Regions from separate parts of the Homo sapiens genome. Here region 2 is linked to region 1. The links are chromatin contacts, found by Hi-C in ENCODE. All regions are on one chromosome and are shown on one strand. Each heading gives the region's core, a stretch centred on a gene start or an enhancer-like site at or near the end of the contact. The rest is flanking DNA. Distances are from core to core; before and after follow the strand shown.

Region 1 (5,082 bases), core at 1,753-4,252:
CTCGCTCTCGGGGCATCCTCTGCCTGGGCTCCCACTTTGGCGGCACTTGAGGAGCCCTTCAGCCCACCGCTGCACTGTGGGACCCCGTTTCTGGGCTGGCCAAGGCCGAAGCCCGCTCCCTCAGCTTGCAGGGAGGGGTGGAGGGAGAGGCGCGAGCGGGAACCGGGGCTGCGCGCGGCGCTTGCGGGCCAGCTGGAGTTCCGGGTGGGCGTGGGCTTGGCGGGCCCCGCACTCGGAGCAGCCGGCCGGCCCTGCTGGCCCCTGGCAATGAGGGGCTTGGCACCCGGGCCAGCGGCTGCGAAGGGTGTACTGGGTCCCCCAGCAGTGCCAGCCCACCAGCGCTGCGCTCTATTTCTCACCGGGCCTTAGCTGCCTTCCCGCAGGGCAGGGCTCGGGACCTGCAGCCTGCCATGCCTGAGCCTCCCACCCCCTCCATGGGCTCCTGTGCTGCCCGAGCCTCCCCGACGCGAGTGCCACCCCCGCTCCACGGCGCCCAGTCCCACGGACCACCCAAGGGCTGAGGAGCGCGAGCGCACGGCCTGGGACTGGTGGGCAGCTCCACCTGCAGCCCCGGTGCGGGATCCACTGGGTGAAGCCAGCTGGGCTCCTGAGTCTGGTGGGGAGGTGGAGAACCTTTATGTCTAGCTCAGGGATTGTAAATACACCAATCGACACTCTGTATCTAGCTACTCTGATGCGGCCTTGGAGAATCTTTATGTCTAGCTCAGGGATTGTAAATACACCAATCAGCACTCTGTATCTAGCTCAAGGTTTGTAAACACACCAATCAGCACCCTGTGTCTAGCTCAGGGTTTGTAAATGCACCAATGGACACTCTGTATCTGGCTACTCTGGTGGGGCCTTGGAGAACCTTTGTGTCTAGCTGAGGGATTGTAAAGGCACCAATCAGCGACCTGTCAAAACAGACCACTGGGCTCTACCAATCAGCAGGATGTGGGTGGGGCCAGATAAGAGAATAAAAGCAGGCTGCCGGAGCTAGTAGTGGCAATCTGCTCGGGGCACCTTCCACGGTGTGGGAGGTTTGTTCTTTCGCTTTTTGGGACCACGTCGTCTTTATGAGCTGTAACACTCACCGCAAAGGTCTGCAGCTTTACTCCTGAAGCCAGCGAGACCACGAGCCCGCCGGGAGGAAGGAACAACTCCAGATGCGTCGCCTTAAGAGCTGTAACACTCACTGCCCGAAGGTCTGCAGCTTCGCTTCTGAGCCAGCGAGGCCATAAACCACCAGAAGGAAGAAACTCCAAACACATCTTAACATCAGAAGGAACAGACTCCGGATGCGCTGCTTTTAAGAACTGTAACACTCACCGCGAGGCTCCGCAGCTTCATTCTTGAAGTCAGTGAGACCAAGAACCCACCAATTCCGGACACAACATCACCTCTGTCAGCTTCATTTTCCATATCTATAAAATGGAGATAATCACAATACCTATCTTTTAGGGCTGGTCTGGAAACTACAGGAGATGGAGCATCTAAAGCGCTTAGCATAGGGTGATGCTCAAAAGAGCTATTATTACCATCATCGTCTAGACTAGAGGTTCTCAGTCTTGGCTGCATCTTAGAATCACCTGGGGAGCTTTTAAAAAATATTAATTTCCTCTTTTCTAGCCCAGGCGTACTAAATCAGAATCTCTAAGGGTGCAGTGTAAACATCACAGTTTTTAAAAAGCTGCCCAGGATTCCAAATGATCTACAGCCTTGGTACTTAACTCTGGTTCACGGCCCAGCAACCTCTGCTGGGAATTTGGTAGAAATGTGGATTTTTAGGCCCATCGTAGACCTACTGAATCTGCATTTTATAAAAAGATACCCCAGATCCTAAACCTCCTTAAGAAGGTCAAGGCACGCAGACCACACTGAGTAGTGAAGGAGAGAATCCAGGGTAGCTACATAACCTCACGAAATCCCTTCCTTGTGATCTGTCTTTTCCTTCACTTCCTTCTTCAGATGCTCCTAAAAGTAGGGGTTGGGAGGAAACAACCAACTGAAATATTTGGAGTGGGCGTGTGTGAGTAATAAGAATCCCTTAACATTTCTACAGACAGTTCTATTAGTAAGAGTAGTTCACGTATGATTTCACTTGACCCTAATTAGGAACAGCCCTGGCATCATTTTCCCCACCATGCAGCAGGAAACTGAGGCCCAAAGAGCCCCGAGGTGGGCTCAGGGTACCCCAGTGGGCAAACAGGGAGAGGCCAGGGCGGGAAACCCGCGGCCGACCTCGCCTTGTTCGGAGGCAGCGTTAGAGCAGCTTCTCGGAGGTTGGCCTTGGACGTGAATTGGAAGCAATCAGAATCTTTTAGATGTTTATACATGATAAATGCAATAATTAATTCACAAGAGAAAACAGCTAGCTACCTTGCACTAGCCCTAGTTGCGGATTGATTGACTGATTTGAGATGGAGTTTCGCTCTTGTTGTCCAGACTGGAGTGCAATGGCATGGTCTCGGCTCACTGCAACCTCCACCTCCTGGGTTCAAGCGATTCTCCTGCCTTAGCCTCCCAAGCAGCTGGGATTACAGGCACCCGCCACCATGCCCGGCTAATTTTTGTATTTTTAGTACTGACGGGGGGACGGGGGGGCGGGGGGGCGGGGGGACGGGGGGCGGGGGGGGCGGGGGGGGCGGGGGGACGGGGGCGGGGGGCGGGGGGGGGCGGCGCGGGGGGGCGGGGGGGGCGGGGGGCGGGGCGGTTCACGATGTTGGCCAGACTTGTCTTGAACTCCTGACCCCAGGTGATCAGCCCGCCTCGGCCTCCCAAAGTGCTGGGATTACAGGCGTGAGCCACCGCGCCTGGCCAGTTGCGGATTTATAAAAGCAGTCGCTTAGTAACTTGCAGCGGCTACATCAACTTTGGACCAATTCGCAAACTGCTGGTGTAAAGCGTTTTTGCGCATGTGCTGTCGCCTTGCGGGAAAAGGAGCCTTTTTCTTCGACGATTTCCGGGCGACGCAGGAAGTGGCTCCAGGGCGCACGCGCGTTGTTTCCGCGGTAGTCAGGGCAGTTTCTACCGCAGGCTTAAGGAGGCTTCGGGCTCCTGGGATTTCTGTCCGCGCTCCTGGCCCTCGTCCTTCGCGCCAGAGCAGGTTCGCAAACTCCTCAGACCCTTCTGCTCCCGGCCGCCGCTTTCCGCCGGGGCGAGACCCCCAGGTAGGCCCCGTGCCGCGCGCGTCCCGTCGTTAACCGCCGCCATGGCTCCCGCAGAGGCCGAGTTGCCTCCCGGGAGCGCGCTTCTGCGGGATGCTGGGGCGCGAGCGGGACTGTTGACTAAGCTTCGTTACTGGGCCCTGGAAGCGAGGTCAGAGCTGGAAATGGCCTTAGGGGTCACCTAGGGCCTAATCCATCGTTTCTCTTGTGGGGGAACTGAGCCTCTGGGAAGGGTCACATTGCGTTAATGCAGTGTGTGTCGCCTCTGTCCCTCCCCCTTACACGTCTGGCGTCTCGTCAGATACATGTCAGCTCCTGGGAGAAGCTTTCCCTGGCCGCTTTGCAGAAGGGCGTCCCCTTTTAGCCTCTTCCACGTCAACCTGCTCCATTTCTTTCGTAGCAGTTACCAGTCTCTGAAACTAAGTCTGTTTCTGTCTTAGCCCGCCAAGTATTTATTGTATACGTATATAGGTGCCACCGTACAGGCAGTACTTCTCCAGGCAAGTAGTATTAAACACCAGCCGCCCTGGGCCAGGCATTGTACTGTGGGACCCAGTATGCATTAAGGGAAGAATCCAGGCAAGTGGCTGCCCTCTTGGAGCCAGCATTCTGGGGGGGAAGAGATTTTGAGTGTAAACAAGAAATTCCAGGGGATGTGATGGAAGATTAGATATGTTAAAGTTGGCAAAGAAGCGTCTGAGGAGGTGACTTTAAAAAAGAATACGTGTGACAGCTTTATTGAAGTATAAAATAACATTAATTTCAACCATTGAAAGTGTATATTGTGAGTTTGGAAATTTTATGCAGTTGCGTAAACATGGCAAGTTCAAATTTGGGACATTTTCATCACCCCAAGAAGTTCGGAGGAGGCAACTTTTGAACTGGGATATGAAGATTCAAACGGAGGTAGCTGTGGGGAGGGAGAAGCAAATCATCCCAAGCTGAAGGAACAGCACTAGGTTTGCTCCAAGGCAGGGATGAGCTTGTTGTGTTCAGCGGAGAAAGGAAGCCAGCAGAGCTAGGAGGGCTGGGGTGCAGCAAGGCGGGAGAGAGCGGGAAGAGATTAGGTGGGTCCCACAGATGACTGTGCCTTCTGAACTTTGGAAGCTTCCCAGTGCTCAGCATAAGGTGTGGTCCACACTGACTAACACGAACGATTCTCACCTACCATGTTCTTTTTCCTAAGTTCATCCCTAATGGCAGAAATGTTCTCTCCCAACTTGAAGGTTGAGGTAGAGGAATAGAGTGAAAGTAATATTTATTAAGAACCTGTAGTGCTTTAGGCAGTGTGTGTGTGTGGCTTCATTTAGTTCTCATAACTCTGTGAAGTAGATATTAGTGTCTCTGTTTTACAGATGAGAAAATCAAGGTTAAGTGACCCGTCCAAAGCCGTGTAACCAGCACCTGGACTGATTGCAGAAGCCTTGTCATGCCTTTGTTCGTTCATACAGCCAACTGGTGTTTCAAGTACCTCTGCATTTGAGGGCAGAAGTGTGGCCGGCAAGGACCACATCCCCTCACGTTCACTAAAATGTACATGTGCTTGTAGCTGTTGCTCTGACCTTTTGTTCTGCACTTATTTTTCATGAAGCTGAGGAAACTCAAATGCCTTCCCCAAATTCCTTGCAGTTTCTCCGTTCTGTGTTGTCTTGTTAGCAAGGATGTCACTCAGCCATTTGGCTCCCTTTGGAGAGGTGACTGGTATGGAGGACTTTTCAGCGTAACAGGTAGTAGGATTGAAATGTGGTTTCAGTGTACGTAACTCCTCGGGGAGTTGGAAGGAAAAAAGAAGGGAAAAGTCGTTTATTGTACCCACTATGAACTAGATACTGCATTTTCTACATAATCTGATTTGATCCCCAGAGCAGCCCTGGAGAATGTGTTAATGTTCTCTATGTTTGCAGAGCAGGAAAAT
Region 2 (4,742 bases), core at 1,021-3,520, 890 kb after region 1:
CCTTATCTTACTGGATGGAAATGTGGGAGAGCAGAGGCTTGTTCACTTTGTCTTTAGCATCTAGAATCTGTCTGGACCATCGTAGGTACTCAATCAATAGCTATGTGGCAAATGAGTATGCCAGTGGGGTAACCCTGGGCAAGTCCCTTCACCACACTGGGTTGGTCCCAATGTCCTGTGAGATAACAGGGCTAGGTGAACTAATTCCTCAGTTCCTGGCTAGTGCTCCAGGCTGAGATTCTCTGTCTGGTGAACTTGATTTCATCACGTGGCAGATGTTACCCAGGGTAGATCCCTCCCGGGGTCTTGCTAACCTGACAAATGAAAGCGAAAGCTTGCCTTCCAACCCACTTAGAACAGTGCCGGAACCTTATGATGAGCTCATTGATGAAATTTAACCCCAATGCACTTTCACTGTTGGAATAGAACTTCTGCAGAATTGCCACGACCTGTGAAAAACATCAAAAGAGCACATTTAAAATGCTGCCATCTATTTGAATTACGAATACTACTCTACACGGAAACTAGACATTTTTATGCATCCTTCCACCTTTAAAATGAATTTATAGGCGCAGGAGAAAGTAATTTTTGTCACGGTCATCATTAGAACACAGAGAAAAAAGATGTTTAAATATAGGCAATACACACACACACATAAAACCCTTCATAAAAATGAAACTTCAAAGGAGACTGACATTAGAAAAATACATTCTTAATCTTAAGGTTCCAAATTTTAGAGCATGTCCCCTTGCTTAATAACTAAATCATTACCTTTCAGAACATGTCATTTTTATAAAATTTTAATACCATCAGAGTATCTTAAAATCAATATTGTCAAATGTGATTTTTTTTCATCAGTATTCAGCTGGTGTAAAGCCCACATAAAAAAATAGGATCAGCTTTTCTACAGCAGAGTCTTTGCTCACTAAATATTTTTCTACAAAACCAAGCTGTAAATCAACCTGTATTTTAAAAACACTAACCTATGGCTTAAAGAGTTTCATATATAAAAGGATTACTCCACAATTGCCGTCACTGAAACATATAACAAAAAAAGCTATCCTACAAATTGATAAAACTATAATATAGTTCCTAATTTCAAATTTTAAAAGCTAGTTTCATAGGTTAGCTGACAAAGTAAGCCCAGAAAAATTAAAAGAGTTAAAATGGAAGATACATCAACATTCCTATTTGTAAAAATCACAGAGCAAATGCCCTGATTCCTTACTAGTTTGAAGGAGATCCACCGAACTTCAGAAACTTGATCTGCACACAACTTTAAGGCAATGTGCATTAGGTAATCATAAACATCATTGGGACTATAGAGTTCCAGAATCAGTATCAGCTGTCTGAAATTAAAAGGAAAACAACAACAACAAAAACAACAACAAAAAAAACATTATTTTTGGGCAAAAAAACAAAATTATTGATTTCTTTTTACTGTTATTTCATCTTACAGATAAAAATAGCCAGGCTGGGAAATGAACAGCAAAAGACCCAGCAAGATTTCGGTCTTCAGTAAAATGCCAACAGCAGAAAGCTGAGCAAAATGACCATGCAAAAAAAATGTGAACAAAATTTTAATTCTTCATCTCACACACATACAAATCAAACAAAAAGGAAATAAACTCTGTAAAATAGAGGCTGAGAAATTTATGAATACAGATTTAATATTTCAATTTTAGGTTATCAGTTGAAAAGCACATAAAACTTTAAAAATCAGATAACATAAAAATAGCCAGAATGTTGAAGTTCACAAAGGTCAACAGATCAAGCGAACACTCTGAGATTGCACGACCGCCCCGGCGTTTCTCCGACTGCAAACCGAACCGGATGCTCCTGCTCGCGGCTCTTGGCAGCACGAGGTGGTTTCACTGCAGCGAGGTCCGCTTGGAGAGAACTGGGAGCGCGTGCTCCTTACTCCGAAAGACAAAAGCATGCAGGAGACGGCTGGCTGCGAAAACCCACTACCAAAGCTTTCACTACTTTCTAAATGGGGATGGGGAGAAGGGCATGAAAATAAATGACATTGCTTTCACCCAGGCAACGAAAGGAAATGAAAAAGAGATGGGGAGGAAGTTAGAACCAGAAGCCCGGAGTGCTGGTGAATACTTTCATATCAAAAAGCACCGTTTTCAAAAACATGATACCAATATCATGGGCACCGGAGCACAGAATTCATATCAGTCGCTGTGGCTTCAATAAGCCGGGAGATGGGAGATAGGGCGCGTAGGGGGCTAGATAACGTGGTCGGGCACTGGGGCCGCGCAACCACCCGGGGAAGCCCCGCCGGGCACCGAGCGCGCCTACTTCCCGTGCGCCGCCGCTAGAGGTCGCACTGCTTTCATGGAAAACGTGGGCCTGTTTTTCTCGACTCAGAACAGGATGCTGGGAACATGGTAAAATGACTGAAACCTCAATCTCTCAAATTAAGCAGAATGATTAAAGACCACAGCAAAGAGAAAGGCTTTCGGTTTGCCCCTGGCATCAGCCAAATCATATCCTGAATAGCTGCAAAAGCCTGATGAATTTATTCAGGGAAGACAATTATTTGAGAGATTTCTAGTTGTGGATGAGAAAAATGAAAACTAAAGACACCGAAATGAAAACAAGGTAAAAACTAAAACCCAAACAACAACTGCCACAAACAAATTCCCTCCACACCGTGAAAGGCACATTATATACCTTAGGAAGGGGAGTTATTTAAACTGATGCTTCCACCCTTTCATCATCACTAAAGCCTGGAACATTCCTTTTGCCAGCTCAAGACAGAATTAAATAACTCCTTCAGGCACAAAATGATGTGCAGATAGGAGCCACCTTGGGGAACCTTTTTGTTTCATAATCATCTCATCTGGGTTAGACCCCTTCCTGTCTCCCACAGTAGCTAAAGGGCATTAAGCATGCTGTACCCTACGGAGAGGACCACACTCAGAATGTTCAGGAAAGCTCTGGTAAAAACTGCTCCGATTAATAGGAAAACACTGAAGAGTGGGTGATTCATCTTTTATTTGGTTCAAATAAATTGCCTTCTAGAACAGCAGAACACTCTAATTCGAAAGTGACTCAAGCCCTGTCTTCATCTGAAAATGAATGTCTCCCCGGAGACTGTGGTATTTGTAACTCAGGGTTTTTGGAATTCTGTTTATACCTTAATAAAAACATAATCTCTTTATCTAAAAGAACACTATTGCTGCTGCTTTAGAAATCAATTATATGGTAAGAAAATTAAGATTTATTCCATCTAGTTTGCTTTCTCATATCCCCAAATATGTTTTTACTTACTCTGCTAGTTCATATCGAAACCTCCAATTCCTGCTGTTATCAGTCACTACAAATTCTTGAAGCTGATAAAGATAGTCTCTCCTCTTGTCTTCATGAAGCAACTATTTTTTAAAAATGTATATATAAACAAACATGTATAATCCTTCAAAATGACCCCAAATGCCCCCTTTTATTCCACTTCCAATTATACATTTGTCACTGGCAAGAACTTTTGCATTTCCCCTACACCTCGTCATCTATCACGCAGCGTGGCTGCGAATGAACACTGCTGTACACTGACATCAAATGCATCCCTGAACACCTCCAACCTTTTCCCCTGGCTAGGACATGTGCTTATTATGTATTTCTGAATGCCCCTGAGGTCTTCCTGCTTTAGTAATTTCCTATCTAAAAACAAAAAAACAGACAAACAAAAACCCAGTCTGTGTGTGTTTGGAAGACAGTGTGCCACTGCCGCTTCCCAGGGAGCGAGGCTGCTCGGCACCAGGAGAGGAGAGACTCAGCTGGAGCAGCGCACACCAGAGTCCGTGAAGGGCAGCTCTTGGTCATGTGGATGAGAGTAATTAGTTTCTCTAGGTCATTTTTAAACTCTTATTTTTTATATTCATCGTTCGTTTGGGGGGGAGGGGGGGAAGCCAGAAGGGAAGCAGCAGCGACTTGCAGAAAAAGTGCTTCATGCAGAACAGAGGTTGGACTTCAGCCCAGGCTCTTCCCCTGGGTGACTTCTGGGCAAGTCAGGTCACTACCTGGGGGCCTTGATTTCTTCTTTTGCAAAGAGTGTGCTAGGCTTTGTGTCTACCATCTTCCACAGAATTAAAACTCTAATGGACAGGAAAATGAGGAGAAAAAAGTTTAAAATATTTACCCATCACTGAAAGAACATCCACTTTAAGATTATGGATGGTACATTTCAGCTAAAGAAAGCTAAAAACTGCATTGTTTTTTTCACTGACACCATAGACATCCAGGGCTTCACAAATTTGATTCGGAGAGAGGAGGCTTGTTTTTTGCTTTTAACCCTTCTTCCTACCTTTAGAAAATCATACAGGTGTCTAAGAACTCCTATTCGCACTTCATCCAGATCCTTTAAAAATCCATTGAAGATAGGCACCAGGTCAGCTGCTGTTAACTGATCCCCAAGAATCACAGCCAGCTCGTGAATGGAGAAGGCTAGGGCTCGCCGTACCTTCCACTAGGGGTGCATAGCAGACACACGAATCACGACAAGCAAGTGCAATTCAACCTCTTCCGTATCTTACATGGCATTTTTGGAGCAAAATGAATACTGCCAGGTGTTGGCCACTTAAAGCTTTATTTCATCAGAGACCAGTAAACATGCCAATTTGCATCCACATAAAATTCAGGCCAATAAGCCTTGCTGCAGCTTCCCTTTTCTCCCTAATGAATGACCCACCCTCTTTCTGCACGTGCCTCTGGAAAGGCTTTTACCTGTACAT

Evidence for each region. A loop is a pair of places that touch in the nucleus more often than their neighbours do. Pooled maps may share reads with other maps.
Region 2: a pooled map shows a loop between it and region 1 (5-fold over the local background). The contact joins the enhancer-like site here to the promoter of RAE1 in region 1. A Hi-C loop is called at or near these places in 6 of 50 pooled maps.

The regions. Positions count from the first base shown.
Region 1 is chr20:57,348,253-57,353,334 of GRCh38, forward strand. It overlaps RAE1 (ribonucleic acid export 1), which reads left to right and starts at 3,003. Exons shown (of 12, transcript NM_003610.4): 1 at 3,003-3,170. RefSeq lists enhancers at 2,634-3,202, 3,393-3,472.
Region 2 is chr20:58,234,926-58,239,667 of GRCh38, forward strand. It overlaps the pseudogene PPP4R1L. Among named protein-coding and RNA genes, the nearest start is that of ANKRD60, 8.6 kb to the left of the region's middle. RefSeq lists a silencer at 2,200-2,249. Within about 2 kb of position 2,271, at least 11 of the 41 ENCODE cell types and tissues checked have a DNase peak (open chromatin) inside an H3K27ac peak, as active enhancers do.